Regions from separate parts of the Homo sapiens genome. Here region 2 is linked to region 1. Evidence: read pairs that join two places in POLR2A ChIA-PET (ENCODE). Cell type or tissue: A673. All regions are shown on one strand. Each heading gives the region's core, and the rest is flanking DNA. Links, peaks and the distances in the headings are about the cores only.

Region 1 (15,170 bases), core at 5,723-9,722:
TCCGGAAGCTAAGGCAGCAGTTCAGGAAGATGGTGGAAAGCCGGAAGTCTTTTAAGTTCCGAAACCAGCAGAAGATTGCGAGTCAGTAGTAAGTGATGGTTGGAGTTTCGCACTGAGTGACCTTGGAGGAAAGTTGGGGTTGGGCTTCATGTTGCTTGTCTTCTGTTCTGTGACCCCTGGGGCAGGGAGCCACCTCTGAGCCCCATTGGAGGATCCACGGTCTTTTATCTGCAGAGCCTAGTTTCAAGAGAAACTCACTTGAGATGGCTTCAGTGAAGAGGGGGAATTTCTTGTCAGAATGCAGGGTGTTTTGGGGACCCCTGGTGGGCAGGGCACCCAGATCTCAGGGAAGGACCTAATTGAGGAAAGAGTTCTGGTTTCTGTTTTTCTCCGCACATGACTTCTGTTCTCTCTCTCTCTGAATTTCAGCCTCAGCTGGTGGGAAGTGGCTGCTCCAGCTCTCAAGTTTACCAGCTGCACAGAGAGAGGGTCTTGAATCAATTCCAACCTCACATTCCTGGGAGACGGAGACTCTGATAGGCTCAGCTTGGGTTAGCAGTCTCCTCCTGGTCCAATCAGCTGTGGCTTGAGAGGGCAAGGGACACAAAAATGTCTGGGGCTGTCACTCCCTTGGTCCTACCAGGGAAGTGGAGGAGTTCCCAGAGAAGGCGGAAACCCTAACAACGTTTCCTAATTGTGTGTCTTATGAGAACTGCAAGATAGAATATTTGAAATTGGATTGCATCAGAAATTACAATCATTTCTTTTCTTTTTTTTTTTTTTTTGGAGTGTATCATTTCTTTTCTCTTTTTTTTTTTTTTTGGAGATGGAGTTTCACTGTTGTCGCCCAACCTGGAGTTGGCAATGGCGTGATCCCAGCTCACTGCAACCTCCGCCTCCCGGGTTCAGGTGATTCTCCTGCCTCAGCTTCCTGAGTAGCTGGGATTACAGGCGCCCACCACCATGCCTGGCTAATTTTTGTATTTTTAGTAGAGGCAAGATTTCACCACGTTGGCCAGGCTGGTCTCAAACTCCTGTCCTCAGATGATCCACCCACCTCGGCCTCCTAAAGTGCTGGGATTACAGGTGTGAGCCACCATGCCCAGCTGTGTGTATCATTTCTTCAGGCAACAGAAAGGTGTTCCCTGGGGTTGAATACACAAACATTAAGCAGACTTTCTTAGATTCCCTCCAAGGGAATGTAATTCCTTAGCTGCATCCATATTGTTTATAAAGGCAGAAACTGTCCATTGTTAGAAAGGAAATCTTACTGTTAGATGAGAAGTTCACAGGATGGGGAAAAGGAATTTTTATTTTTATTTTTATTTTTGAGACAGGGTCTGGCTCTGTAACCCAGGCTGGAGTGCAGTGGTGCCATCTCGGCTCACTGCAACCTCTGCCTCTCAGACTCAAGCGATTCTCCGACCTCAGCCTTCTGAGTAGCTGGGATCACAGGCGTGTGCCAGCACGCCTGGCTAATTTTTTGTATCGATGGGGTTTCACCAAGTTGCCCAGGCTGGTTTCAAACTCCTGAGCTCAAGCAATCCGCCCGCCTAGGCCTCCCAAAGTTCTAGGATTACAGGCGTGAGCCACCATGCCCGGCCTGAAAAGGGATTCTTTAGATTTTCCATGGATTCAACTTACTCAGGGCCAGGGCTAGCCCATAAGGGACCTCCATGTGAATTTTTTTAAAAGGTACACTTTCTCAAGACGCTTTACTGTCATCTGTTGGAAAAATTGTCATTATGTAGAGATTTTGTTAGAACAAGAAAGTGTCTCCCAGAAAAGTGTAATAAATCTACAAAACAGTGGTGTGTTTTCAAGCTGGTGGTGCTTCCTAGGGTTGTGCAGGCCACAACCTGCACATCTGTGGCTGGCTGACCTGATTCGCAAGCCTACCTCTGGTGGGCATCAGGAAATGCCTCCTTTTGATATGTCTCTGACAATTTTTCTTGAATTTAACCCTTCTTCACCCCAACAGCACCCCACACACAGGCTTCTGGCTCTACTAAGTCAATCCATTTGATCTGGTTTCACTTTGATGGAACTGAAGAGGAGGAGGGTGGAAGAGTGGAGAGTTTAGGTTCTTATTATTTTATTTATTTATTTTTTGAGATGGAGTTTCGCTCTTGTTGCCCAGGCTGGAGTGCAATGGTGCGATCTTGGCTCACTGCAACCTGTGCCTCCTGGGTTCATGCAATTCTCCTGCCTCAGTCTCCCGAGTAGCTGGGATTATAGGCATGTGCCACCATACCCAGCTGATTTTGTATTTTTAGTAGAGATGGGGTTTCACCATGTTGGTCAGGCTAGTCTCAAACTCCTGACCTCAGGTGATCCACCCGCCTCGGCCTCCCAAAGTGCTGGGATTACAGGCATGAGCCACCGCACCAGGCCAAGTTTAGGTTCTTTAGAGTGAAACACCTATACAGTATTTAAGGAAGCACTTTTCCCCAGCACCAACCCTGGCTTACAACATTCAGGGAGTAACTTAAGGTTTTGGGGTACTTCACTCCCTTTACACCAGTCCTGGCCTTGCCTGCAAGACAGACACACCTTCCTTTTGCTTTTACCAACCCTCTCTGAAAACCTCTTTTTTTTTTCTTTTTTTTTTTTTTTTGAGATGGAGTCTTGCTTTGTTGCTCGAGCTGTAGTGCAGTGGTGCAAATTTGGCTCACTGCAACCTCTGCCTTCCAGGTTCAAGCGATTCTCCTGCCTCAGCCTCCTGAGTAGCTAGGACTACAGGCGCCCACCACCATGCCTGGCTAATTTTTGTATTTTTAGTAGAGAAAGGGTTTCGACATGTTGGCCAGGCTGGTCTTGAACTGCTGACCTCAGGTGATCTGCCTACCTCGGCCTCCCAAAGTGCTGGGATTACAGGCATGAGCCACGGCACCCTGAAAACCTAACTCTTGTAGAGTATTGTACTCTCTTTTTTCTCTCCACCTTAACAAAGACACTCGCCCCAGCTTCCCCCGCCCGCCTCCTTCCAGGAGGGGCTTAAGCAGGGCAGAAGAGTCCCCAGGCTGGTTGAGAAGACAGGAGGTCACTGGCCAAATGTGGCTATTTACATTTGTAATTAATTAAAATAAATAAAATAAAATAATATTTAGTTCTGCTGAAATAGCCGCATTTCAAGTGCTCAACAATCACTTGTGCCTAAGTGGATACTATGGGCCCCTCAGAGAACATTTTCATCACTGCAGAACGTCCTATTAGAATGGGATCTACAAACTACAGCCAAATCTGGCTGGCTGCTGGTTTTTTGTAATTAAATCTCTATTGGCACACAGCCATGCCTGTTGGTTCACTTTTTGGCCGGTTTGCCAACTCCTGTCCTAGGACATTTTCCTTTCCTTTCTTTTTTTTTTTTTTTTTTTTGAGACAGGGTCTCACTGTGTGTCTCCCAGGCTGGAATGCAGTGGCACGATCTCAGCTCACTGCAACCTCTGCCACCTGGGCTCAAGCAATCCTCCCACCTCAGCTACTTTTAATATTTTCTGTAGAGACAGGGCCTCACTATGTTGTCCAGGCTGGTCGCAAACTCCTGAGTTCAAGCAATCCTTCTGCCTCGGCCTCCCAAAGTGCTGATGTTACAGGAGTGAGCCACTGCGCCAGGCCTGTAGAACATTCTTTTTTGTTTGTTTGTTTTTGTATTGTTGAGATGGAGTCTTGCTCTGTCTCCCAGGCTGGAGTGCAGTGGCGCGATCGCAACTCACTGCAACCTCCGCCTCCCGGGTTCAAGCAATTCTCTGCCTCAGCCTCCAGAGTAGCTAGGATTACAGGCGCCCACCACCCCCCCCGGCTAATTTTTTGTATTTTTACTAGAGATGGGGTTTCACCATCTTAGCCAGGCTGGTCTCGAACTCCTGACCTCATGATCCACTGGCCTCGGCCTCCTAAAGTGCTGGGATTACAGGCATAAGCCACTGCGCCGGGCCTGTAGAACATTCTTTACTGTTCTATAGCAGTGTGTCCAAAACTTTTGAAGCATCTGGACACTCGATCCTGTAATAAAGCAGATTCTGATCCAATTGGTCTCAGGTTGGGCACCTGAGATTCTGCATTTCTCCAAGTTTCCAAAGGACATTCATGCTACTGATCCGCAAACCACATTGGGGAGTGGGTGTCAGTCTCCAGACTGCCAGAAACTCAGCCTCTGTGCCATCTCCCCTTGTTCCATTGTGCAGTCTTTCAAGCTCCCTTTGCTCTTTTCCAAATCCCCCTGTTTTCCCACATCCCGGTAGACATTTCCTCATTAGCACCACAAGGAGAGAAACTGGTGGAGCTTAGAGGCTATTATGCATCCCTGTGTTGATGCAAACTTGAAAAATCCTGCCTGGCCAGGCACGGTGGCTCATGTCTGTAATCTCAGCACTTTGGGAGGCCGAGGCAGGTGGATCACATGAGGCCAGTAGTTCGAGACCAGCCTGGCCAACATGGCGAAACCCGTCTCTACTAAAAATACAAAAAGTAACTGGGCATGGTGGCTTGTGGCTGTAGTCCCAGCTACTCAGGAGGCTGAAGCAGGAGAATCGCTTGAACCTGGAAAGTGGAGGTTGCAGTGAGCCGAGATCATGCCACTGCACTCCAGCCTGGGCAACAGAGTGAGACTCTGTCTCAAAATATAAAATAAAATAAAATAAAATAAAATAAAATAAAATAAAATAAAATAAAAAATAAAATAAATAAAATAAAATCCTGCCTGATGGTTTGCTCCTCATTACTGGAGATAATTGGCGGTAAAGTCTGGAAAGATGGTCTGCAGAATCAGACAGGTGCCAGGGAGTTGCTGGCAAAGGAGAACGTGGGGGTTTCCTCCATGTCTGAGTAATGGGTTTTGACAGGCACAGCTGCAAATTGTTACCTAGAGAAAATACCCACCTCAGAGAAGGCAGGGCAGCAGGAAATCATGGTGAACCAGGTCTCAGGTGATCAGGCTTCCAGACCTGGATCTGAGACCATGGACACGTCCCTTTTGCCTGCTTGCTCAGGTGGGAAATTCCTCTCTCCCGGTCTCCTTGCAGGGCTGATGTGCCTGGAGTGCTCCGTCAAGTTAAACTTAGGGGTTTGGGGTTAATCATGGGCTGCTTTTCCAACAGCAAGGAGATCAAGACCCTGAAGACAGAGCAGGATGAGATCACCCTACTGTTGAGTCTCATGAAATCCTCGAGGAACATGAATCGGAGTGAGAAGAACTACATGGAGCTGCGACTCCTGCTCCAAACTAAGGAGGACTATGAGGCATTGATTAAATCCCTGAAAGTGCTGTTGGCTGAACTGGATGAGAAGGTGTGGTCTTTCTCTTAAAGGGTTAACCAGAACACAGAGCAAAGGGGAGGAGTTGGGGTGCATATTCGTGATGCCTTAGGCCAGACCTGACACCCCTGTATCACAGTATCTCCTCTGGACAGCCCGCTAAATGTGACTGCTGCTATCGTCTCGCTACCCTTGAGACCTCTGGGCTCCAGTATCCAGGCTCAGCCATACCAATCCATCCCTCCGCCGTGCTCCCCAGTGCCACCTGCTGCACCGTGAATAAACCCCCACAGCTGCACCCTATCAGTTAGGAGAGGCTTGGTTATGCTGCAGGAATAAATGCCACCCCCTCACGCATTCTTAGTGGTTTAAAACTTTAAGGTTTCTTCCTTGTTGATGACACGTAACTGTTGTGGGTTGGCTAAGAGCCCTTATATCTTCTCACACTGGGACTAGGCTGAAGGAATAGCCACCATCTTGAACATTGCCAGGTATTATGGGAAAGAAAGAGTTCTAGAGGGTTTCATGCTGGCCATTGAATATTCCAGTCTGGAAGTGAAACATGTCACTTCTTTTTTTTTTTTGAAAGAGTCTTGCTCTCTTGCCCAGGCTGGAATGCAGTGGTGCAATCTTGGCTCACTGCAACCTCTGCTTCCTGGGTTCAAGTGATTCTCATGCCTCAGCCACCTGAGTAGCTGGGATTACAGGCGTGCACCACCATGCTGGCTAATTTTTGTATTTTTAGTAGAGACAGGGTTTCACCATGTTGGCCAGGCTGGTCTCAAACTCCTGATGTCAAATGATCTTCCCGCCTCGGCCTCCCAAAATGCTGAGATTACGGGCGTGAGCCACCGTGCCTGGCTGAAACACGTCACTTCTGCTCATGACCCAGGGGCTCAAAATAGTCGTGTTTTCTGATTATGGTAACAAAAAAAAAAAGAAAAGAAAAAGCAAGAGAAAATAGTCATGTACGTGATCCTACCCATCCACAAAGGGGTCCGGGAAGGGCCACCCTCTCATTATCTGGAAGGCAAAGAGCTGGAAGTATTTGCAGGACAACATTAATGGTCATGCCCCTTACCCTGGCTTGAAAGGCCCTGCGTGATCTAGCCCCTGCCTACCCCTTGGCCCACCTCAGGGCCTTTGCTTATGCTCCCCCACTCCCACCCCTTCCCCCACTCCCGCTTGTCCTTCAGGTCTCAACTTAAATGTGACTTTCTCAGGGAGGCCTTTTCTGTGCCCCCTCTCCAGGTTATACCTCCCTGTGTCAGTCAGGTTCTGGCTGGAACCCAGAGCACCCCCAGCAGGGTACTTTGAGAAGAGTTTAATGCAGGAACCATTTACAAGGGTGTGGGCATGAGCATGAGTAGGGACATTGAAACACTAGGGTTCGCAACAGCGGGGGAGGGGGCAGTGGTCTGGAACTTGGAGAGCCTGGGGCAAGCCAGGGGCAATGGCTCCCCTTTCTTCCAACCCTCTGATCCTCAGTGCAAGGGAGCCCCTCAGCGATGCAGCCAGGTCAGCCTGTTGGGGCACAGAGCAGTGGGTCTGGGGGGCAAGTGGGGGATCCCATGGCTCCCCACAGTACCCCCTTCATAGCTCTTCCCACCATTGTCATTATGCCTTATTCTGGTGTTTAACGGCTCCCTAAGCAGCCTGACAGCTTCACAAGGGCAAGGACCACATCCATTTTGTTCTCTACAGTGCCACCCCTGCCCGCAACCCCGTGCCTGTCCCAGTGTCCCGCACACAGTAGATCCTCAGTAAACATTTACTATTTCTATTATAGTATTAATTAATTGCTATAAAGAAACGGCTGAAACAGGTAGTTTATTTATTTTTAAATATTTATTTATTTATTTTTGAGACAGAGTTTCACTCCTGTCGCCCAGGCTGGAGTGTAGCGGCATGATCTTGGTTCACTGCAGCCTCTGCCTCCCAGGCTCAACCAATTCTCCTGCTTCAGTCTCCCGTGTAGCTGGGATTACAGGCAGGCACCCCCACGCCCACCTAATTTTGTAATTTTAGTACAGACGGGGTTTCACCATGTTGCCCAGGCTGGTCTCGAACTCCTGACCTCAGGTGATCCACCCACCTCGGCCTCCCAAAGTGCTGGGATGACAGGCGTGAGCCGCGGCATGCAGCCAAGACAGGAAGTTTTTAAAGAAAAGAGGTTTAATTGGCTTACAGTTCTGCAGGCTATACAGGAAGCATAGCAGCTTCTGCTTCTGGGGAGGCCTCAGGAAACTTATAAATCATGGTGGAAGGCAAAGGGGGAGCAGGCACGTCACATGGCCAGAGCAGGAAGAAGAGAGAGACGGGGGAGGCGCCACACACTTTTAAACAACCAGATCTCATGAGATTTCACTATCGCCAAGACAATACCAAGGGGGATGGTGCCAAACCATTCATGAAAAACCACCCCCCACCATCCCATTGTCTCCCCCAGGTCCCTCCTCCAACACTGAGGATTACCATTCAACATGAGATTAGGGAGGGACACAGAGCCAAACCAGATCACTACTGAATGAATCTGGAAATCTCTTCACATCTTTTGTCTGCTTCAAACCCTTCAGAAAGTTCCTGTTGTTCTTTCCATAAAGGCCCAACTCCCCAGTGGGGCTGCATCAGCTCTGCCTGCCTCTCTCACCTCCTCCCCTGCCCCCACCTGCTCTGTGTTCCACCCACTGAGGCCTTCTTCGTGTCCTTTAAGCCCACAGTACTGTCCCTCACTTCCAGGACTTTGCGTGTGCTATTCCCTCTGCCTGGAGTGCCTTTCCCTGTCCTCTTTGCTTGGAGACCTCCTATTTATCACTTAGGTCTCAGCTCAAATGCTCTTTTTTTTTTGAAACGGAGTCCCACTCTGTCACCCAGGCTGGAGTGCAGTGGTGCGATCTCGGCTCACTGCAACCTCCACCTCCTGGGTTCAAGCGATTCTCCTGCCTCAGCCTCCAGGGTAGTTGGGACTATAGGTGCCTGGCTAATTTTTTTTTTTTTTTTTGTACTTTTAGTAGAGATGGGATTTCACTGTGTTGGCCAGGCTGGTCTCGAGCTCCTGACCTCAAGTGATCTGCCCTCTTCCGCCTCTGAAGTGCTGGGATTACAGGTGTGAGCCACTGTGCCCGGCCTCAAATGCTACTTCTGCTGGGACATCATCCCTTCATCTTTCCCCACTAGATGTCCCTACTGTGCGTGCCCGAAATACCTTGTGTCTCCTGTCCCCTAGGGCTTGACGCCCCCTTCGTGGCTTGTTTCCAGTCCTAGATTGTAAGTTCTCAGAGGGCAGAGACCCTCTGTCTTGATTATTATCATCACCCACCCCTGCTGTCTGGCACCAGAGCAGGTGTTTAATAAACACTGGTGAATGAATAAATGACTGAAAGGTGACAAAGGAGGCAATAAAGGGAATAAAGAGAAAAATTGAAGAGGAGCTGGGGCCATGGGTCTTTAGAAGCATTAGGAAGAGGCAACACAGCGTGGGGTCCTCAGAAGTTTCTGGGGCTCACTGCCCAGTGCAAACCATCTTTGCCCAATTTCATTCCAGGGTGGCAGTTACCAGAATCCCTTCCTCCCATGCCCACCCTCGATGGGCAAAGCCTCGTCCTCACAGGAGGTCACTGGAGGTGGGGACCTCCCCAGGCCCTACCTGGCCTTCCTCGCAAAATAGTTAATAAGCCGATGGGAAGACAGCATCTTGCTTAGGGAATACAATTCTCCACCAGCCGTTGCCTTGGAGAATGTCTCCCATTGTGCAGAGGCTGAATGACTCCCAGCATCACAAAAGCAGCATCTGACGTAAAGACTCCAAAGGAAATCCAACTCTGAATGTACTCATGAGAGCCACCAGGAAATGCTGATGCCACAGCTTCCCTTAACAGGGAGCCGGAGCTGGAGGACTGCAGGCCCAACTCTAGTGGGGGCGGGCCTGCCTTCAGGTGATGGCGCAGTCTGGAGATGCCGCCCTTGTGGATAGGAAAACAAATTGGTTGTTTTCTTTCTTTTCTTTTTCTTTTCTTTTTTTTTTTCTTTTTTTGAGACCATCTCACTCTGTCACCCAGACTGGAGTGCAGTGGTGTGATCTCAGCTCACTGCAACCTCCACCTCTCAGATTCAAGCAATCCTCCTGCCTCAGCCTCCTGAGTAGCTAAGATTACAGGCACCCGCCACCATGCCTGGTTAATTTTTGTATTTTTAGTAGATATGGAGTTTCACCATGTTGGCCAGGCTGGTCTCGAACCCCTGACCTCAGGTGATCCACCCACCTTGGCCTCCCAAAGTGTTGGGATTACAGGCATGAACCACGGCGTCCAGCTGTTTGTTTTATTTCATTGGTGAGTTAGTGAGGGTTTGCACTGAGGCCCAGCTATTTGTTTTATTTCATTGGTGAGTTAGTGAGGGTTTGCACTGGGGGCGCTGCCTGTGCACGGAACAGAAGGGACACCAAAGTAGAGCGGGGGCCTGACTCCACTGTGTGTGTCGGGGCAGGTGAAGCCCTTTAGTCTCGCTTTGAGTGACACACACGTGTGTGTGTGTGTGTGTGTGTGTTCCAGCTGAAGTCCAAACCACAGCTAGTATCCATTGTAATAGCATTCATATGCCTCATCAGTTTATGTGAAACCCAACAGTTCCCTTGACACCTGATCATCCGAGCTGCCACTCGCATGATGTACCAGTGAGGAAAGGTTGGACTGCAAGTAACAGAATTCTCAAGAGGTATTAATTGAGAGGGTAGAGGTTTGTTGTTATTATGTTGTTATCACATAACAAAATATCTGACTGGAAATAGGCTGTCCCAGGGATTTTTTTTTTTTTTTTTGAGACAGAATCTTGCTCCGTTGCCCAGGCTGGAGTGCAGTGGCACAATCTCGGCTCACTGCAACCTTTGCCTCTCGGGTTCAAGCAGTTCTCCTGCCTCAGCCTCCCTAGTAGTTGGGATTACAGACATGTGCCACCATGCCTGGCTAATTTTTGTATTTTTAGTAGAGATGGGGTTTCACCATGTTAGCCAGGCTAGTATTGAACTCCTGACCTCAAGTGATCTGCCCACCTCAGCCTCCTAAAGTGCAGGGATTACAGGCGTGAGCCACCATGTCCAACCTCCAGGGATGGTTTAGCATCTCTGCAATGATGGTTTGTCTTTTTCTCTCTGACCTTCTTTACTGGTCTGCTCCTCATGGTCACAAGGTGACTGCCAAAGCAGTCATCAGCTGGCATCAGCTTCTGCCATAGCCACATTCATCCTCACAGAACCACATTCAAAGACATGAAGATGAGATGGGAGAGAGTATTTCACAAAATCCCTCTGGCAGATTTCCCCTCATCAGCCATGGCTGGCATATATGCCCATTTCAATGTCAATCACTGACAAAGGGAAGTAGAATTTCCAGAACTGGCTTTGAGTAGACCAGGGGTAGCAAATTACAGGCCAAGGGCCAAATCCAGCCTATCTGTTTATAGTCTTCCAGCAAAGAATGGCTTTGACTTTTAAATGATTGTATGAGTACCTGGTTATAACCTCTTAGTCCGTGGAGCTTAAAATATTTACCATCTGGCCCTTTAAGAAAAGTTTTCTGAGTCCTACACAGTTGCCTGTGGTCAAGTTACTGGGGAGGCTGAAGCAGGAAGATCTTTGAGCCCAGGAGTTTGAGACCAGCCTGGGCAACATAGCGAGACCCTGTCTTAAAAAAAAAAAAAAAAGAGACTGGGCGCCGTGACTCATGCCTGTAATCCCAGCACTTTGGGAGGCTGCGGTGGGAGGATCACCTGAGGTCAGGAGTTCCGAACAGACCAGCCTGGCCAACATGGTAAAAACCCCATCTCTGCATATGGTGGTGCATGCCTGTGATCCCAGCTACTTGGGAGGCTGAGGCAGGAGAATCACTTGAACCTGGGAGGGCAGGGGTTGCAGTGAGCCAAGATCACGCCACTGTACTCCAGCCTGGGCAACAGAGTGAGACTCCATCTCAAAAAAAAAAAAAAGAGAAAATAAAATGTTTTCCACTCGGCTTAGACCAGTGATGCTCTATCCCCTGGAGCTGGGGTGGAGACCACCTTCCCTGATAGATGACTGGTAATAAGGAAATGTTTTGTCTCATATGACAGGAAGTGCAAAGGTAAGGCAAACTTCAGGGCTGGTTGGTTTAGCAGCTCAATTTTGCTGTCAGCTATGTTGGGTGTTATCCTTTGGCTGGGGCAAGATGGGAGCAGCAATTCCAGGCACCACACCCAGACTGACACTACCTTCAGGAGATGTACCCTGTCCTCCAATAACTCTTTTAGGAATGAGAAGACTTTTTCTAGAAGTTTCCTTAGCAGACATCCCTTCCCAATAGAGAGGCCCCAGCTGGTTTAGTCCTGCTTACTCTGGAATCAATACATCACAGGCAGAGGGGGTTTCTCACGGTGGCCTTGGATATGGGAGGAATGGATGTGGGGAGCCACCAGCCACTGTGTCTACCACAGTCCTGGGTGCCACCTCTGCCAGCTCTCTGGCTCTGGGTCACTCTTCTGTCTTCCACTGGGCACTTCTTGCTGCCTAAAATCCATCTTTCATCAGAGCGCTGTGGCTCCATGACTCTAAATGTGGATGTAGACCAAGGATCTCAAACTGGTAGATCTCAGGATGGATTAAGCCTGGTGACAGGAAGGCTGTGGCCCATTTATTGTTTAAGATTTCATTAGTTGACAACATATTAATAATTGATAGATGTTCAGCATATACCAAAAAAAAAAAAAAAAAAGAAAAAAGAAAAAGAAGAGACAAAGAAAAAAGAAAAAAAATTGTGAGATTTCATAAAGAAATAAGAGTTCTGGCTTTAGAAACCGAAAGATCTGGGATATCAGGCATGAATTTTCATAGAACAACCGTTAACTAAATAGTGTTGCGGGTGACACAACTGTTCCCCTATTCTCTACTTTTTCTTCTCTAACAGATTTCTGACTTTGTTCAAGCTGGTCTTGTGCCCAGCTAAAATGCTCCTCCCATCTTCCCTTGCAGCTAAGGGTGGACAGTGAGTTTTAAGAGGAAGTCTGTTGGGGTTTCTGGGAAAGTCTTGCTTTCCAGATAGATGACCTACCTCTTCAAACGTATTGCATCTTCTACTTTCCTCCCTGGAATAAGACCGTGAAGGTCGGTGCAATGGCAGTCATCTTTTAACAATAAGGGAACTGTCAGGTGAATTACAGAGATCTTGTCCTTACTTCTTTGAGCTATGGAACTTAGCTCAGCAACTTTTTTCTTTTTTTGTATATGTGAGACAGAGTCTCCCTCTGTCACCCAGGCTGGAGTGTAGTGGTGCATCCTCAGCTTATTGCAACCTCTGCCTCCCAGGTTCAAGCAATTCTCATGCCTCAGCCTGCCAAGTAGCTGGGATTACAGATGTGCACCACCATGCTCAGCTAATTTTTGTATTTTTAGTAGAGATGGGGTTTTACTGTGTTGGCCAGGCTTGTCTTGAACGTCTGACCTCAGGTGATCCACCTGCCTCGGCCTCCCAAAGTGCTGGGGTTACAGGCAGCAGCAACTTTTTATGAGAAAAAGATAAACCGTAATTTGCTTAAGCCACTCTTTTTTTTTTTTTTTAATTTATTTTTTTATTGATAATTCTTGGGTGTTTCTCACAGAGGGGGATTTGGCAGGGTCATGGGACCATAGTGGAGGGAAGGTCAGCAGATAAACAAGTGAACAAAGGTCTCTGGTTTTCCTAGGCAGAGGACCCTGCGGCCTTCCGCAGTGTTTGTGTCCCTGATTACTTGAGATTAGGGATTGGTGATGACTCTTAACGAGCATGCTGCCTTCAAGCATCTGTTTAACAAAGCACATCTTGCACCGCCCTTAATCCATTTAACCCTGAGTGGACACAGCACATGTTTCAGGGAGCACAGGGTTGGGGGTAAGGTCACAGATCAACAGTATCCCAAGGCAGAGGAATTTTTCTTAGTGCAGAACAAAATGAAAAGTCTCCCATGTCTACTTCTTTCTACACAGACACGGCAACCATCCGATTTCTCAATCTTTTCCCCACCTTTCCCGCCTTTCTATTCCACAAAGCCGCCATTGTCATCCTGGCCCGTTCTCAATGAGCTGTTGGGCACACCTCCCAGACGGGGTGGTGGCCGGGCAGAGGGGCTCCTCACTTCCCAGTAGGGGCGGCCGGGCAGAGGCGCCCCTCACCTCCGGGACGGGGCGGCTGGCCGGGCGGGGGGCTGACCCCCCCACCTCCCTCCCGGACGGGGCGGCTGGCCGGGCGGGGGGCTGACCCCCCCACCTCCCTCCCGGACGGGGCGGCTGGCCGGGCAGAGGGGCTCCTCACCTCCCAGTAGGGGCGGCCGGGCAGAGGCACCCCTCACCTCCCAGACGGGGCGGCTGGCCGGGCAGGGGGGCTGACCCCCCCCACCTCCCTCCCGGAGGGGGCGGCTGGCCGGGCGGGGGGCTGACACCCCCACCTCCCTCCCGGACGGGGCGGCTGGCCGGGCGGGGGGCCGACCCCCCCACCTCCCTCCCGGACGGGGCGGCTGGCCGGGCAGAGGGGCTCCTCACTTCCCAGTAGGGGCGGCCGGGCAGAGGCGCCCCTCACCTCCCAGACGGGGCGGCTGGCCGGGTGGAGGGCTGACCCCCCCACCTCCCTCCCGGACAGGGCGGCTGGCCGGGCGGGGGGCTGACCCCCCCATCTCCCTCCCGGACGGGGTGGCTGGCCGGGCTGAGGGGCTCCTCACTTCCCAGTAGGGGCGGCCGGGCAGAGGCGCCCCTCACCTCCGGGATGGGGCGGCTGGCCGGGCGGGGGGCTGACCCCCCCACCTCCCTCCCGGACGGGGCGGCTGGCCGGGCGGGGGGCTGACCCCCCCACCTCCCTCCCAGACGGGGCGGCTGGCCGGGCAGAGGGGCTCCTCACTTCCCAGTAGGGGCGGCCGGGCAGAGGCGCCCCTCACCTCCCAGACGGGGCGGCTGGCCGGGCGGAGGGCTGACCCCCCCACCTCCCTCCCGGACAGGGCGGCTGGCCAGGCGGGGGGCTGACCCCCCCATCTCCCTCCCGGACGGGGTGGCTGGCCGGGCTGAGGGGCTCCTCACTTCCCAGTAGGGGCGGCCGGGCAGAGGCGCCCCTCACCTCCCGGACGGGGTGGCTGCCAGGTGGAGACGCTCCTCACTTCCCAGATGGGGTGGCTGCCAGGCGGAGAGGCTCCTCACTTCTCAGACGGGGCAGCTGCCGGGCGGAGGGGCTCCTCACTTCTCAGACGGGGCGGTTGCCAGGCAGAGGGTCTCCTCACTTCTCAGACGGGGCGGCCGGGCAGAGACGCTCCTCACCTCCCAGACGGGGTCTCGGCCGGGCAGAGGTGCTCCTCACATCCCAGATGGGGCGGCGGGGCAGAGGCGCTCCCCACATTTCAGACGATGGGCGGCCGGGCAGAGACGCTCCTCACTTCCTAGATGTGATGGCGGCTGGGAAGAGGCGCTCCTCACTTCCTAGATGGGATGGCGGCCGGGCGGAGACGCTCCTCACTTTCCAGACTGGGCAGCCAGGCAGAGGGGCTCCTCACATCCCAGACGATGGGCAGCCAGGCAGAGACGCTCCTCACTTCCCAGACGGGGTGGCGGCTGGGCAGAGGCTGCAATCTCGGCACTTTGGGAGGCCAAGGCAGGCGGCTGGGAGGTGTAGGTTGTAGCGAGCCGAGATCACGCCACTGCACTCCAGTCTGGGCACCATTGAGCACTGAGTGAACGAGACTCCGTCTGCAATCCCGGCACCTCGGGAGGCCGAGGTTGGCGGATCACTCGCGGTTAGGGGCTGGAGACCGGCCCGGCCAACACAGCGAAACCCCGTCTCCACCAAAACCAGTCAGGTGTGGCGGCGCGTGCCTGCAATCGCAGGCATTCGGCAGACTGAGGCAGGAGAATCATGCAGGGAGGTTGCAGTGAG
Region 2 (15,170 bases), core at 1,349-5,348, 820 kb before region 1:
ACTACATAAACGTGGCATGTCAAGGGATTGAAAGTCTGCTCTAAATAATGACAGGAAAGGGAAACTGCCATAACTGCCAGCTTGGTCGCAGTCTCCTGCTGACCACAAATGACATCAAGGAAGATGAACTGGATGTGGAGATTTCAAGTGATTCAGTGGTACAGTGAGTGATGAAGTTCAAAGTACCACCTAGGCCTCTGTTTAGAAATATGTGTAGGTTTAAGCCTGAGGTCCAGGTGGAAAAAAATACAACATGCTGATATGACTCCACAGTCACTAAATCATAGGCAGCACTAGGAGACTTTTATCTCAACTTTAGGCCAGGCGCAGTGGCTCACGCCTGTAATCCCAGCACTTTGGGAGGCCAAGGCAGGTGGATCACCTGAGGTCAGGAGTTTGAGACCAGCCTGGCCAACATGGTGAAACCCCATCTCTACTAAAAATACAAAAAAATTAGCCAGGCATGGTGGCTCATGCCTGTAATCCTGGCTACTCTGGAGGCTGAGGCAGGAGAATCGCTTGAACCCGGGAGGTGGAGGTTGCAGTGAGCCAACAATGCACCATTGCACTCTAGCCTGGGCAACAGGAACCAAACTCCGTCTCAAAAAAAGAAATTTCACTTCACAGAGCTTCTTTAAGTGATTAGATCAAATTCAGACACACACCTGCATTTCAAACACTTGGGAAATAACTGGTGGAGTAAAACAATATATAGGATTTTACTTTAGTTTTAATTGACGTTTTGCTCAAAAGCAAAGAACTGAACATTTCAATGGTTCAATGTTACAAGATTACAAACAAAATCCTTACACAGTTACAGTATCCTACTTCGGTTACTTCACATTAAATGCAGGTTGTTAAAATCAGTGCTGTGCTTGAACACAAGATAAGCATTTCAATTTAATAACAAAATTAAATCTAGCACCTTGAAATAAATATTGACGACAGCTTTATAAGTATGAAAGTATCATTTCAATAGGAGGAAAAAATCCAGTTCACCAACAGTGGAAACTAATAGCAGCATTTTCAAAGCTGAGATGAAATTTGTGTAAACACACACTGGCCCGCACAGTGGACATGCACTTCTGTTGGCTGGGCCCTCCCCACCCAGGGATGAACAGAGTGCCCACTGAGCCTTTTACATTCCAAATCTGGAAAGCTGCCTCAAGTTTCAGACCGTGGGCTAGAAAGACTCAAATGCAGGGCAAGGGAGATCAATGTGTTTAAGCAGGATGGGGTCCTTTTTGTAACAGGCCAACCTAGTAACATTTCCAGTCCAACTTCAGAGCATTCCAGGCCAAAGGTGCATATAGTAACAGGTCTACCTGATGTGACCCTGACTTCAGGGGGAGCACCTGAGTGCAGGGCAGGATGCAGGTGAGGAACGAGGGCCCAAGATCCCCACAGCTGACACCACTTTGCAACCAGCGCATTCTAGGCTAACTCAGGTGAGATTAAAAAAAAAAATCTGTGATTCTTAACCCACTGTAACCAAATGGTTCTTAAATAGGGAATGTCTGCATGGTAAGTCTCCTTCTTAATAACATTTTCAAGCATTAATGATGAGTTCTTTACAGTGTGGTTCTTACAGGCACTCACAAGGTTACCATGTTTTCTTTCTCATGAACACTCCATCTTTACACTGACCTTTGGAGCTTTCAGGTCTTACTTTTAACAAGTACAGTCAGAAACACTGAGAAGCGGACTCAGGGGCCAATTATTTGCGCTACAGTGTTAGGAAAAAATAATGTCTAGTACATGTTTTCTTCTAATTCATTTAGCATTTACCAACTGTCCAGACCAAAGGTCATTTCCAAGTAGGAAAGTTTTGGTTCCAACTTCTCCACTGGCCTGTGTGCAACACAACTTATCCTATTCCCAAATACTCATTGAAGAACTTGTCTGGCTGTCACCGACGCCGAATGGGCTTGTAGACACAAAATGCCATAAGGATGACAGTCACCAGCAGGATGCTGAAAATGGTTCCCATCAACACTGCAAAGGGAAAACAGGTTACTTCCTAATGGCAGCTCCAGGTTAGGCAATTCATCCACTCACTGCCAATGATTTATCAAATGCCACTTGCTGCCAGGCACTATGTCAAGTGCTGTGCAAACAGCTGTAAACAGATCCTCTCTCCAGTTGTCTCTAAATATAGTTGGGGGAGAAACAAACAGATGAGAGCATTTCACATAGCTTGATATACCGTGAAAAAAAAAAACAGTAACATGCTAGGGATGGAGACAGGGTGGGCAGCAAGAAGGGGGGACAGTCAGGAAGCATCCGAGGAGGAGACTCACAAACTAAGACAGGCCGAGTGTGGTGGCTCGTGTCTGTAATCTCAGCACTTTGGGAGGCCTAGGTGGGTGGATCACTTGAGGTCAGGAGTTCGAGACTAGCCTGGCCAACATGGTGAAACCCCGTCTCTACTAAAAATACAAAAATTGGCCAGGTGTGGTGGCATCCGCCAGCTACTCAGGAGGCTACTCCTGAGCTACTCAGCTACTCAGGAGGCTGAGGCAGGAGAATCGCTTGAACCCGAGAGGCGGAGGTTACAGTGAGCCGAGATTGCGCCACTAAGCGACAGAATGAAACTCCACCTCAAAAAAAAAAACAACAACAAAAAACTGAGACCTTACGAGTGAGGCTCTGCAGGGAGCATGCTGCAGGCCCACAGATCAGCTAAGGAAGGGCCTTGAGGCCAGTATAAGCCCAATACACTCAGTGAACAGAAGGGAGGCAACCAGGCAAGGAGTGCAGGAAGAGAGGCAGGAAATCAGGCCAGAAAGGAAGGCTGGGGCTGGTCTGTGCAAGGCCTTGGAGACCATGAAGAAAACACGGATTTTAAGTTTAAAGAGAAGCCACTAGGGGGCTGTAGGCAAAGGAATGACATCATCTGATTTAGTCGGAAAAAAAAAAAAAGATTCCTCTGGCTTTTGTGTGGAGAATTGTTTGACTATAGGGGAGCAAGAGAGCAGGATGCCCAACTATGCCTTTAAAGCCATTAATAAAAACCTGGAGATTCAATAAAGTATTTCAGTCTCAAGATGAGTCTTGACAGGGCCTTTTGAGCAAAGAAGCAACTAACTCACAAATCTGCTATGTTTGGCTGGGTGCGGTGGCTCATGCCTGTAATCCCAGCACTTTGGGAGGCCGAGGCAGGCGGATCACGAGGTCAGGAGTTCGAGACCAGCCTGGCCAATATAGTGAAACCATGTCTCTACTAAAAATACAAAAAAAATTAGCCAGGTGTGGTGGTGTGTGCCTGTAGTCCCAACTACTCAGGAGGCTGAGGCAGGAGAATTGCTTGAACCCAGGAGGCAGAGGTTGCAGTGAGCCAAGCTTATACCACTGCACTCCAGCCTGGGCAATAGAGGGAGACTCTGTCTCAAAAAAAAACAAAAACAAAAAAAAAAATGTTACGTTTTTAAGACTAAATTTCACATCTGAAATTTTCAAGGTGCTCAGGTGAGAAATGGGAACTACAACTGATTACTCAAGTTGAGCCCTGGTGATACAGGATAAGGACCTGGGCTTTAAACTACTACATAACAAAAAAAAAAAAATAAAGAAAAAAAAAAACTAGCGTAACCAGCAACCTGTCAGAGGTTTCTTCAACAGCAGCAGTGATACGCAATCTTGTTTCTGTAACTATCTCAGCGATCTTGGGAAGCATTCAAAACAAGCAAATGTACACTGATGTGTGTCTGTAGGGATGTGGGCCCATCCCAGGTTCCAGCTAGGGCCTAACCATGGTTGTTCTTCAGTCTCATTACTGTTCCTTTGAAAAACCAAGATTTAGCCAGGCAAGGGGGCTCATGCCTATAATCCCAGCACTTTGGGAGGCCAAGGCAGGCAGATCACGAGGTCAGGAGTTTGAGACCAGCCTGGCCAACATGGTGAAACCCCATCTCTACTAAAAATACAAAAATTAGCCGGACATGGTGGCGGGCACCTGTAATCCCAGCTACTCAGGGGGCTGAGGCAGGAGAATCGCTTGAACCCCAGACGCGGAGGTTGCAGCGAGCCGAGATCGCACCATTGCACTCCAGCCTGGGCGACAGGGACTCTGTCAAAAAAAAGAAAACAAAACAAAAGAAAAACCAAGATTTGACCATAGTTTTATTTAAATCAGTAACTTTGTAGTATCTGTGACCCCCCCACCCCACACACACCCTCCACGCTTAAACCGGTTATTATTTTAAAACCGACTATACAGAAAAATCAGGCCAGGTGCAGTGGCTCACGCCTGTAATCCCAGCACTTTGGGAGGCCAAGGCAAGCAGATCACCTGAAGTCGGGAGTTCGAGACCAGCCTGACCAACATGGAGAAACCCTGTCTCTATTGAAAATACAAAATTAGCTGGGCGTGATGGTGCATGCCTGTAATCCCAGCTACTTGGGAGGCTGAGGCAGGAGAATTTCTTGAACCCGGGAGGCGGAGGTTGCGGTGAGCCAAGATCACGCCACTGCACTCCAGCCTGGGCAACAAGAGCGAAACTCCGTCTCAAAATAAAAAAAAAGAAAAGAAAAGAAAATTCATCTTTTTTTGGTGAGTGAGGGGGAAGAAGGAAGGAGAAGGTGACAAAGACAGCATGTCATAACTCCAAAGGCCAGAAGTAATTTTAAGATCTTTGTCAAACAAAATCTCCAACCTACGTGAACTAAATGTCATGTCTTAAAATAGCCCTTGTTAACTGAATACCTGCCCTAATTTTCAAAAGTCCTGAATTCTGAGTTTCTATGGTTTGGACTACAATTGGACTTAAAGTTGTCTTATTCCATTTAAGAACATTTTCTTGCATCTCGCATTTTGGAAGAACTCCAAAAAAAATTTAAAACTCTCGGCTGTGCGCAGCGGCTCAAGCCTGTAATCCCAGTGAGAGGCCAAGGCGGGCGGATCACAAGATCAGGAGATCGAGACCACTCTGGCTAACGTGGTGAAACCCCGTCTCTACTAAATATACAAAAATTAGCTGGGCATGGTGGCGGGCACCTGTAATCCCAGCTACTCGGGAGGCTGAGGCAGGAGAATCACCTGAACCAGGGAGTCGGGGGTTGCAGTGAGCCAAGATCGCGCCACTGCACTGGCCTGGCAACAGAGCGAGACTCCATCTCAAAAAAATAAAAAATAAAAAACTTAAAACTCCCAAAGCAGGAATGCAGAAGATTGGAATTGGGGAATGGAAATCTACCTTTAAAAAATAAAAAAGGCCAGGCGCAGCGGCTCACACCTGTAATGCCAGCACTTTGGGAGGCCGAGATGGGCAGATCACTTGAGATCAAGACTTCGAGACAAGCCTGGCCAACATGGAGAAACCCCCTCTGTACTAAAATTACAAACATTAGCCGGGCACGGTGGTGGGTGCCTGTAATCCCAGCTACTTGGGAGGCTTAGGCAAGAGAATCACTTGAACCTGGGCGGTGGAGGTTGCAGTGAACCAAGATCATGCCATTGCACTCCAGATTGGGCAACAGAGTGAGACTCCATATAAAAAATAATAATAAAAATAAAGTTTAAAAAGGAGCTTAAAACCATGAGTTGTTAGGTACACAATGGCCATGCATTTGGGGCCTGATCAATTCTCCCAGTCGTCATCTTTTCACTTCTCCCTACACTTTGCATGCAGTGACAGTTGCCTGAATTGCAGGCCCAGGCAGAACCTTAAAAGAATGTTTTAGGGCGGGCGTGGTGGCTCACACCTGTAATCCCAGCACTTTGGGAGGCCACAGTGGGCAGTTCATGAGGTCAAGAGATCGAGACCATCCTGGCCAACATGGTGAAACCCCATCTCTACTAAAAATACAAAAATTACCTGGGCGTGGTGGCACACGCCTGTGGTCCCAGCTACTCAAGAGGCTGAGGCAGGATAATTGCTCGAACCCAGGAGGCGGAGGCTGCAGTGAGCTGAGACCGCACCACTGCACTCCAGCCTTGGCAACAAGAGCAAAACTCCATCTCAAAAAAATAAATAAATACCAACTGTACGGAACTGTCTAGGACAGCATTTCTCAAACTATCTATGGCAAAGGAGTAGTTTTTATAATTTCTAGTCTGTCCCAGACCACTACATAGCCCTACTGTGCATGACTAATAACCAGTTCCCTTCATCTGCAAAGCATTCCAGTTCAGAGACACCTAGAACTGGTCTCTAAGTGCTTGGATGTTGCAACAATGTCAAACTGTTAAGTTTCTAAACACTCTCAATTTCTGTAGTCATCTCTTTGCAGATAACATAGTTTGCAGACTCACACTGGTCTGCAGACTACCCTTTGAGTAGTACTGTTCCACAGCAGTGGGTATCCAATGGGGATTTGGCGTACCGTGGACATTTGGCAATGTCTGGAGAGATTTTGACTATCTTGATTAGGAGTAGGGGGTGCTACTGGTATCTAAAGGCTGGGGATGCCACCAAACTTCTTACAGTGTTTATCATAGCCCCCCCACTGCCCCTCGCCCCCTGAAATCATTTATCCAACATGTCGTAATATCCAGGTTGAGAAACCCTGTTCTGAAGGATCGAGTGGGATAATGTGTGGAAACTATTTAGTAGAGTGCTAGGTACACAGTAAGTCGTCAACACATGGCAAACACTGAGTTCATGTAGAGTCAAGATAATCCAAAATGATACTAATAGCCACTTTGTAGATATACAGATGTACCAAGGAGATACAGTGGGAAGGGAAGACTTTGGCGAGGGGCAGATTTATTGTGAAGTTTGCCAAGCTTTAAGTTCCAGAACTCCTTCCAAAGCCAAAGCCATGCACACACACATATTTACGCAGCGTGTGTGTGTGTTGAAGATATCCTCCCACAACTTATGTTTCAAGCCCCCAAACAGGTTCTAGTATTGGCCTCATCATTTCCTAGCTATGTAACTTTGGGCAAATAACTTCACTTCTCTGAGTTTCATTTTCCTTATCTGAAAAATAGAGCTGCAACATCAGGTGCGGTGGCTCACACTTGTAATCCCAACACTTTGGGAGGCCGAGGCAGGAGGATTGCTTGAGCCCAAGAGTTCGAGACCCCCACCTCTACAAAAAGTAAACAACAACAACAACAAAATGAGCCAGGTGTGGTGGTGCACGCCTGTAGTCCCAGCTACTCGCCCGGGATGCTGAGGTGGCAGGATCACTTAAACCCAGGAGGCCGAGGCTGCAGTGAGCCAAGATCGTGCCACAGCACTCCAGCCTGGGTGACAGAGGAGACACTATTGTAAAAGAAAAAAAAAGGGCTGCAAACCGTACGTTTCTCATTAAGTTATTGTAAGGCTCAAATGAATTCGCGTATACAAAGTGCGTAGCACAAGACATGGGATGTAGGAAATGCTCAAAAACTGTTATCATTTTTGCAATAAATACTGGCTCCTCTGGGAAAGAAGAGGGGTGGGGTAAATGATGTGCCTTGTTGCCTAGCCTGAGCCCACACTGCCAGAGAGGAGAGGACCCAGAATGAGACCCAGGTCTCCCGATTGCAGTTCATTCATGGGCAAGCAGTACATATTGAGAGCTTACTGGACACCATGCCAGGCTTGAGACCAGCCTGGCCAACATAGTGAAACCCCATCTCTACTAAAAATACAAAAATTAGCCAAGTGTGGTGGTGTGCGCCTGTAATCCCAGCTACTCGGCAGGCTGAGGCAGGAGAATTGCTTGAACCTGGGAGGCGAAGGTTCTGGCACATATTGAGCACTTGCTGAGAGGCAAAGTTCAGGCCTTCTGCCCCAGGCTTTTGGAGAGGGAGTCTCGGGGCCCCCTGAGGGGCCTCACCTGCACCCCCCGCACTCACCCATCTCCCCACTCTATCCCCTGTCCGCTCCGTACATGCCCGGCTCCAGCACCCGGAGCAGTGAAAGCTCAGGCACTACCCGCCGCCCGCCAGCCCGAGGGCCGCTCACCCAGGTTCTGCCCTCGCAGCACCGCGTACGGCCGGCTCCGCTCCAGCGGATCCACGGGGCTCGGGGCCTCTGCCTCCCCCACCAGGAGGCTGCAGAGGCCAAGGTACAGCCACGGTAACGCTGGACGCAGCATCTTCCCCAGCCCTGCAGAAGCAGAGAGGCCACTTCCGTCGCAAGCCCTGCCTCTGTCTCCTCCCAGGTCTCTCTGCGTCGCTGCCACCGCCCTTAGGGCGCGCGTCATTGCCATGGTAACTGTGCGTCCTGGTCTAAGTTCCGCTTCTGCCTAAGATTTGTTCCGGATTAACGTTCCTCAATAACTAATGTTTCCCCCGGACCAACTTTCCGTTCAGATCAACTTTCCGTCTGTGCCAACGTTCGCCGCGATTACCGTTCTGCTGTGGTTAGCGTTCCCTCATCCATTGGGGTCGAGGTCTTGTAGGTCCATTTGGGGCCTATTGAAGATTTTTTACGAATCCATGCATTTTCTTATTAAACCTTCATTACGGGCCTGGAAAATAGATACTGTGTTTCTATAGTACAAATGCCATCTTCTCAGGGAGCCCTTGCCCAGACATCCTTTTCTAAAATTGCAACCCTCCCTTTCCCTTAATGTACATTCTCCCTACCTTCGTTCTCTTCCATTCCCCCCATTCACTTTAGACTCATCACCATTTACCTTATACATTTAACGTACATTTGATGATTTTCTGAGGACCTGCTCCGCCCTAGCATGTAAAGTCCACGAGCACAGCGATTTTGTTCTTGCTCTCTGCTCTGTCCCAGAGACTGGGGGAGAGAGAGACCCTCTCATTTTGTTTTATATTGTTTTATACTCAGTACCTGTTTTAAGAAGAAACAACAAGGAAGTGAAACCAAAGACGGGCAGCCCGGCGCCAGGCCCGAAACCAGGCCTGGGCCTGCCTGGCCTAAACCCAGTTTCATGTGTGTGAAGAGACCACCAAACGTGTGTGAAGAGACCACCAAACAGGCTTTGTGTGAGCAACATGGCTGTTTATTTCACCTGGGTGCAGGCGGGCTGAGTCCGAAAAGAGAGTAAGCAAAGGGTGGTGGATTATCATTAGTTCTTACAGGTTTTGGGATAGGCGGTGAAGTTAAGAGCAATGTTTTGCGGGCAGGGGTGGATCTCACGAAGTACATTCTCAAGGGTAGGGAGAATTACAAAGAACCTTCTTAAGGTTGGGGGAGATTACAAAGTACCTTAAGGGTGGGGGAGATTACAAAGTACATTGATCAGTTAGGGTGGGGCAGAAACAAATCACAATGGTGGAATGTCATCAGTTAAGGCTATTTTTACTTCTTTTGTGGATCTTCAGTTACTTCAGGCCATCTGGATGTATACGTGCAAGTCACAGGGGATGCGATGGCTTGGCTTGGGCTCAGAGGCCTCACACCCAGTAGCTAAAAATCAACTCATAACTTAGAAACCGATGTTATTCATAGATTCCAGACATTGTATAGAAGAACGTTGTGAAACTCCCTGCCCTGTTCTGTTTCTCTCTTACCACTGGTGCATGCAGCCCCTGTCACGTACCACCTACTTGCTCAAATCAATCACGACCCTTTCATGTGAAATCTTTAGTGCTGTGAGGAGCCCTTAAAAGGGACAGAAATTGTGCATTCGGGGAGCTCGGATTTTAAGGCAGTAGCTTGCCGATGCTGCCAGCTGAATAAAGCCCTTCCTTCTACAACTCGGTGTCTGAGAGGTTTTGTCTGCGGCTCGTCCTGCTACAAGACTAGAAGAGTAGCATATTATATTCAGTAACTGTTTGCTGAATACATGAGGGAATTGAGCTAAGTGTTTGGCCCAACACTGCACACACAAAGTGGCAGAGCTAGAATTTGACCCAAGCATAGTTTTGAATCTGGAGGCTTTACCACCTCACACATTGCCTCACCTCCTGAAGGTTTGATTTGTAGTGGGATTAGTATCATTCACCTCACAATGGATGTGCAATACAAATGTCAGAGGCGTGTGAACCAGAGCAACTCCATCTTAAATAGGAGCTGGGTAAAATGAGGCTGAAACCTACTGGGCTGAATTCCCAGACGGTTAAGGCATTCTAAGTCACAGGATGATATAGGAGGTCAGCACAAAATACAGGTCATAAAGACCTTGCTGATAAAACAGGTTGCAGTAAAGGAGCCTGCTATAAACCACCAAAACCAAAATGGTGACAAGAGTGACCTCTGGTCGTCCTCACTGCTACACTCCCAGCAGCGCCATGACAGTTTACAAATGCCATGGTAATGTCAGGAAGTTACCCTATATGGTCTAAAAGGGGGAGGCATGAATAATCCACCCCTCGTTTAGCGTATCATCAAGAAATAATCATAAAAATGCCTAACCAGCAGCCCTCGGGGGCTACTCTGTCTATGGAGTAGCCATTCTTTTATTCCACTACTTTATTAATAAACTTGCTTTCACTTTGCACTGTGGACTTGCCCTAATTCTTTCTTGCGCTAGATCCAAGAACCCCCTCTTGGGGTCTGGATCGGGACCCTTTTCCTGTAACGTATTTCTGGCAACCACAGAAGGGACTATAGTGCAGAAACCTGACCCAATGGCTACCTTTGGGTAAGTGTTGGGGTCCGTTAACACTACCAGGTGTTCACCTGCAAAGGGAAGGTGTAATCTGCCATGTTAAAGACACTGTGCACCAACTTCTTCATTTCTTTCTCCACGATCTCCTCTTTCACTTCTGCTGTCCTTTTCACCTTGCTGTGCACAGAACTGATGACAGGCTCTTTCCACTGGTACAGCTTGCCACTCACCAGAGCAAAGCTAAATGGCAGGCACAGGAAAGCATCAATGGGAGGCATAGCACAGTGGGGTGGGAGGCAGGCTCTGCAGGCCACTTCCGTTCCAATCCTAGCTCGGCTGCATGACTTGCTTCCGTGTGACTCGTTTTCCCTCTCTGCACAATGGGAAGCATAATCATACCTGCCTCATGAATTGTGAGGATCAAATGATATATGTCTGCAAACTCCTTTGCCCAGTATCTGGCACATACTGAGCACTCGCTATAGGAAAGCTGCTGCCCCCAATCTCATTTTTTTTTTTTAAATGGAGTCTTGCTCTGTCGCCCAGGTTGGAGTGCAGTGGTGTGATCTCGGCTCACTGCAACCTCCGCCCCCTAGGTTGAAGCGATTCTCCTGCCTCAGCATTCTGAGTAGCTGGGATTACAGGCGCACGCCACCACACCAGGCTAATTTTTGTATTTTTAGTAGAGACAGGATTTCACCATGTTGGGCAGGCTGGTCTTGAACTCCTGACCTCATGATCTGCCTGCCTTGGCCTTCCAAAGTGTTGGGATTACAGGTGTGAGCCACCATGCCCGGCCCCCAATCCCATTCTTTAACATTGCCTAACATGGACCCTCATGGATAGGACAGCTTCTCAAGTCATAAAGTCCCACTCCAGTGGGTTCACCAGCTTGCACCTTCTAGTCAAAGGCTGTGTCTGGTGCATTTCCAGAAACACCCACCTGCTTTATCAATAACATTGAAAATGGCAGCTACTCTTTTTTTTTTTTTTTTTTTTTTTTTGAGATGGAGTCTCACTCTGTCGCCCAGGCTGGAGTGCAGTGCAAGCTCCGCCTCCTAGGTTCATGCCATTCTCCTGCCTCAGCCTCCCAAGTAGCTGGGACTACAGGTGCCCGCCACCACGCCTGGCTAATTTTTTGTATTTTTTTTTAGTAGAGACGGGGTTTCACCGTATTGGCTATGATGGTCTCGATCTCCTGACCTCATGATCCGCCCGCCTTGGCCTCCCAAAGTGCTGGGATTACAGGCATGAGCCACCGTGCCCGGCCTTCTTTTTTTTTTTTTGAGACGGAGTCTCGCTCTGTTGCCCAGGCTGGAGTGTAGTGGCACAATCATAGCTCACTGCAGCCTCCAACTCCTCAGCTCAAGTCGATCCTCCCACCTCAGCCTCCTGAGTAGCTGGAACTACAGGTGTGTACCACCACGCCTGGCTAATTTCTATTATTTTTTCTAGAAACAGGGGTCTCTTTATGTTGCCCAGGCTGGTCTCAAACTCATGGCCTCAAGCGATTCTCCACCTCAGCCTCCCAAAATGTTGTGGTTACAGGTGTGAGCCACCACACCAGGCTGCAGGAGCTACTCTTTATTGGGCACTTAATACGTGCCAAGTGCTCTACATGCAACATCCCCTTTAATCCTCACAACAGTAGGAGATAGTTACTGTGACTGATTACATGCATGTGCCATCGCGTCCAGCCTAAAGAGTTTGTTTTAAATGCTTTGTTTACTCATTCAGTTTATTTATTTAGTCCCTTCTTTCTGCCCAGCTGCTGAATAATATTAGCAAGTCTAAGATGATGGCTGCCCTGTATGAGCTGACCTTGGGAAGCTGAGACAGAGTGGGCCAAGACTCAGCCCCAGCTGTTCTCCACCTTGGCTATGTAACCACCCAGGGAGCTTTCAAAATTGCAGCTCCCCAGATCCATCCCTGGAGACTATGATTTCGTGAGTCTGGGGAGTTATCCAGATACCTATATATTTGTTAAAAGTTCATGGCTGGGCGCAGTGGCTCACGCCTGTATTCCCAGCACTTTGGGAGGCCAAGGTGGGCGGATCACAAGGTCAGGAGATCAAGACCATCCTGGCCAACATGGCGAAACCCTGTCTCTACTAAAAATAGGAAAATTACCTGGGCGTGGTGACACATGCCACCTACTCAGGAGGCTGAGGCAGGAGAATCACTTGAAGTCAGGAGGTGGAGGTTGCAGTAAGCCAATATCGTGCCACTGTACTCCAGCCTGATGACAGAGCTAGACTGTCTCAAAAAAAAAAAAAAAAGTTCCCAGGTGAGACTGGGCACGGTGGCTCACGCCTGTAATCCCAGCACCTTGGGAGGCCGAGGTGGGTGGATCACTCAAGACCAGAAGTTCGAGACCAGCCTGGCCAACATGGTGAAACTCCATCTCTACTAAAAATACAAAAATTAGCCAGGTTTGGTGGTGTGCACCTATAATCCCAGCTACTCCGGAGGCTGAGGCAGGAGAATTGCTTGAACCTGGGAGGCAAAGGTTGCAGTGAACCGAGATTGCACCACTGCACTCCAATCTGGGTCACAAAGCAAGACTCTGTCTTGGGGGGAAAACAAAAAAGTTCCCAGCTGATTCTAATGCATAGCCAGGGCTGAGGACCACTGGGAGGCTCCTGAAAAGATAGCTCATATTTGTCAATAGCAAGTACATTTGAAGAAGAGCATTCCTCATGACCCAGCAATAAAACTCTTATATATGTGCCCTAGAGAAACTCTTGTACATGTGCTGGAGTTATGGGCAAGAATGCTTCTGCAGCATTGCTTGTAAGAGGGAAAGCAAGACATAACCTAAATGTTCTCAAACAATAAATGGATAAATTGTTGGATTCATACAATGGGATGCTTTGGGCCAGGCGCGGTGGCTCATGCCTGTAATCCCAGTACTTTGGGAGGCTGAAGCAGGGGAATTGCTTGAGCCCAGGAGTTCGAGACCAGCCTGGACAACAGGACAAAACCCTGTCTTGACGAAAAATACAAAAATTAGCTGGGTGTGGTGGCACGAGCCTGTAGAGATGGAGGCCAAGGTGGGAGGATTGCTTGGGCCCAGGAGGTCAAGGCTATGGTAAGCTGTGATTGCACCCCTGCACTCCAGCCTGGGCGACAGAGCAAGACCCTGTCTCAAAAAAAATAATAAAATAAAATAATTTTAAAAATGGGATGCTTTGGAGCAGTGAAAATGAATTAACTAGAGCTGTGCATATCAACATGGAAATAACCTAACACTGAAAAAACAAAGCAAGCTGCAGTGTGATATAAAGTTTAGAGAAATCCAAAGCCACACCATGTACTCACAACTACCTATTCATGAATGTGCATAGCAGCACTATTCACATAACCCAAATGTTCATCTATGGATGAATGGATAGGCAAAATGTGGTCTATCCATTCAATGAGATATTATTCAGCCATAAAAAAGGAACAGGGTACTCATACATGCTATTACATCGATGAACCTTGAAAACATTATGTCTGCTACCTCAGAGAGGCTAGTCACAAAAGGCCACACATATTGATTGACTCCATTTATATGAAATACCCAGAATAGGTAAATCCATAGAGACAGAGAGTAGATTGGTAGTTGCAGGGGACAGAGGGAGGGAGAAATGGCGAGTGACTACTAATAGGCATGGGGTGTCCTTTTGGGGTGATGAAAATGATCTGGAACTAGATGTGGTGGTTGCACACCTCTCTGAAATGCCACTGAACTGTTCATGTTTACAGTGGTTAATTTTGTGTTATATGAACTTCACCCCAATAAAAAAGTAAAAATTATATTTTTTACATATGTAGACATATATGTGTTTAGAAATATAAAAACAAACAAGGGAATGACAAATGTCAAATTCAGGATTTCGTTTAGAGATGGAGTCTTGCTGTGTTGCCGAGGCTGGAACGCAGTGGCTATTTCACAGGTGCAGTCACAGCACACTACAGCCACAAACTCCTGGGCTCAAGAGATCCTCCAGTCTCAGCCTCCCAAATAGGTGGGACTGCAGGTGCAGCCACTGTGCCTGGCTGCAGGGTGTTTATAAAGGGAAAGGTCAGAGAATGAGATGAAGGATGAGTTTGCAGGGAGCAAAACTGGATTAGTAATGCTTTATTTGTTAAATTGGATGATGGTATGTGGGTGTTACATTATTCACAATACATTTTAGTATTTCTATAGCATTTATTTAAAAAGAAAGATTGTCAAGAAAGATGTTGAGCTAAGAGGTAAGAGATCCAGATTTGAGGCCTAATCAGCATATATGAGACGAAGCTTTTTTTTTTTTTTTTTGAGACAGAGTCTCCCTCTGTCACCCAGGCTGGAGTGCAGTGGCACTATCTCTGCTCACTGCAGCCTCCATCTCCTGGGTTCAAGCAATTCTCCTGCCTCAGCCTCCCTAGTATTACAGGCATGCGCCGCCACACCCAGCTATATTTTGTATTTTTAGTAGAGACAGGGTTTCACCATGTTGGCCAAGCTGGTCTCGAACTCCTGACTTCAGGTGATCCACCCACCTCAGCCTCCCAAAGTGTTGGGATTACAGGCGTGAGTCACCGTGCCTGGCAGAGACAGAGGTATTAAATAGAATTGTAACTGCTCAAAGGGTTCACCTTGCCTGCTGCCTAGACAGAGCCGATTCATCAAGACAGGGGAATTGCAATAGAAGAAGAGTAATTCGTGCAGAGCCAGCTGT

Evidence for each region. Peaks named below come from ENCODE experiments on the same cell type or tissue, not always from the same donor. Only the 100,000 strongest peaks of a DNase experiment are listed, where the experiment ranks them.
Region 2: POLR2A ChIA-PET joins it to region 1 with 5 read pairs; 1 of 35 experiments calls an interaction of 5 or more read pairs at or near these places.

Annotation. Positions count from the first base shown.
Region 1 is chr12:110,853,487-110,868,656 of GRCh38, forward strand. It overlaps CCDC63 (coiled-coil domain containing 63), which reads left to right. Exons shown (of 12, transcript NM_152591.3): 3 at 1-88; 4 at 5,100-5,289. Among named protein-coding and RNA genes, the nearest start is that of CCDC63, 14 kb to the left of the region's middle. RefSeq lists enhancers at 1-662, 6,809-7,309. In A673, for the core only: no CTCF peak of the experiment used is centred there; a DNase peak (open chromatin) is centred at 7,595; H3K27ac peaks cover 3,388 bases.
Region 2 is chr12:110,040,465-110,055,634 of GRCh38, forward strand. C12orf76 (chromosome 12 open reading frame 76) reads right to left here and starts at 8,058. Exons shown (of 2, transcript NM_001389625.1): 1 at 7,899-8,058; 2 at 713-1,995. The coding sequence starts at 8,031. The coding sequence ends at 1,910. RefSeq lists enhancers at 2,035-2,548, 8,747-9,006 and a silencer at 7,767-7,826. In A673, for the core only: a CTCF peak has its summit at 2,859 (motif pointing right); a DNase peak (open chromatin) is centred at 2,877.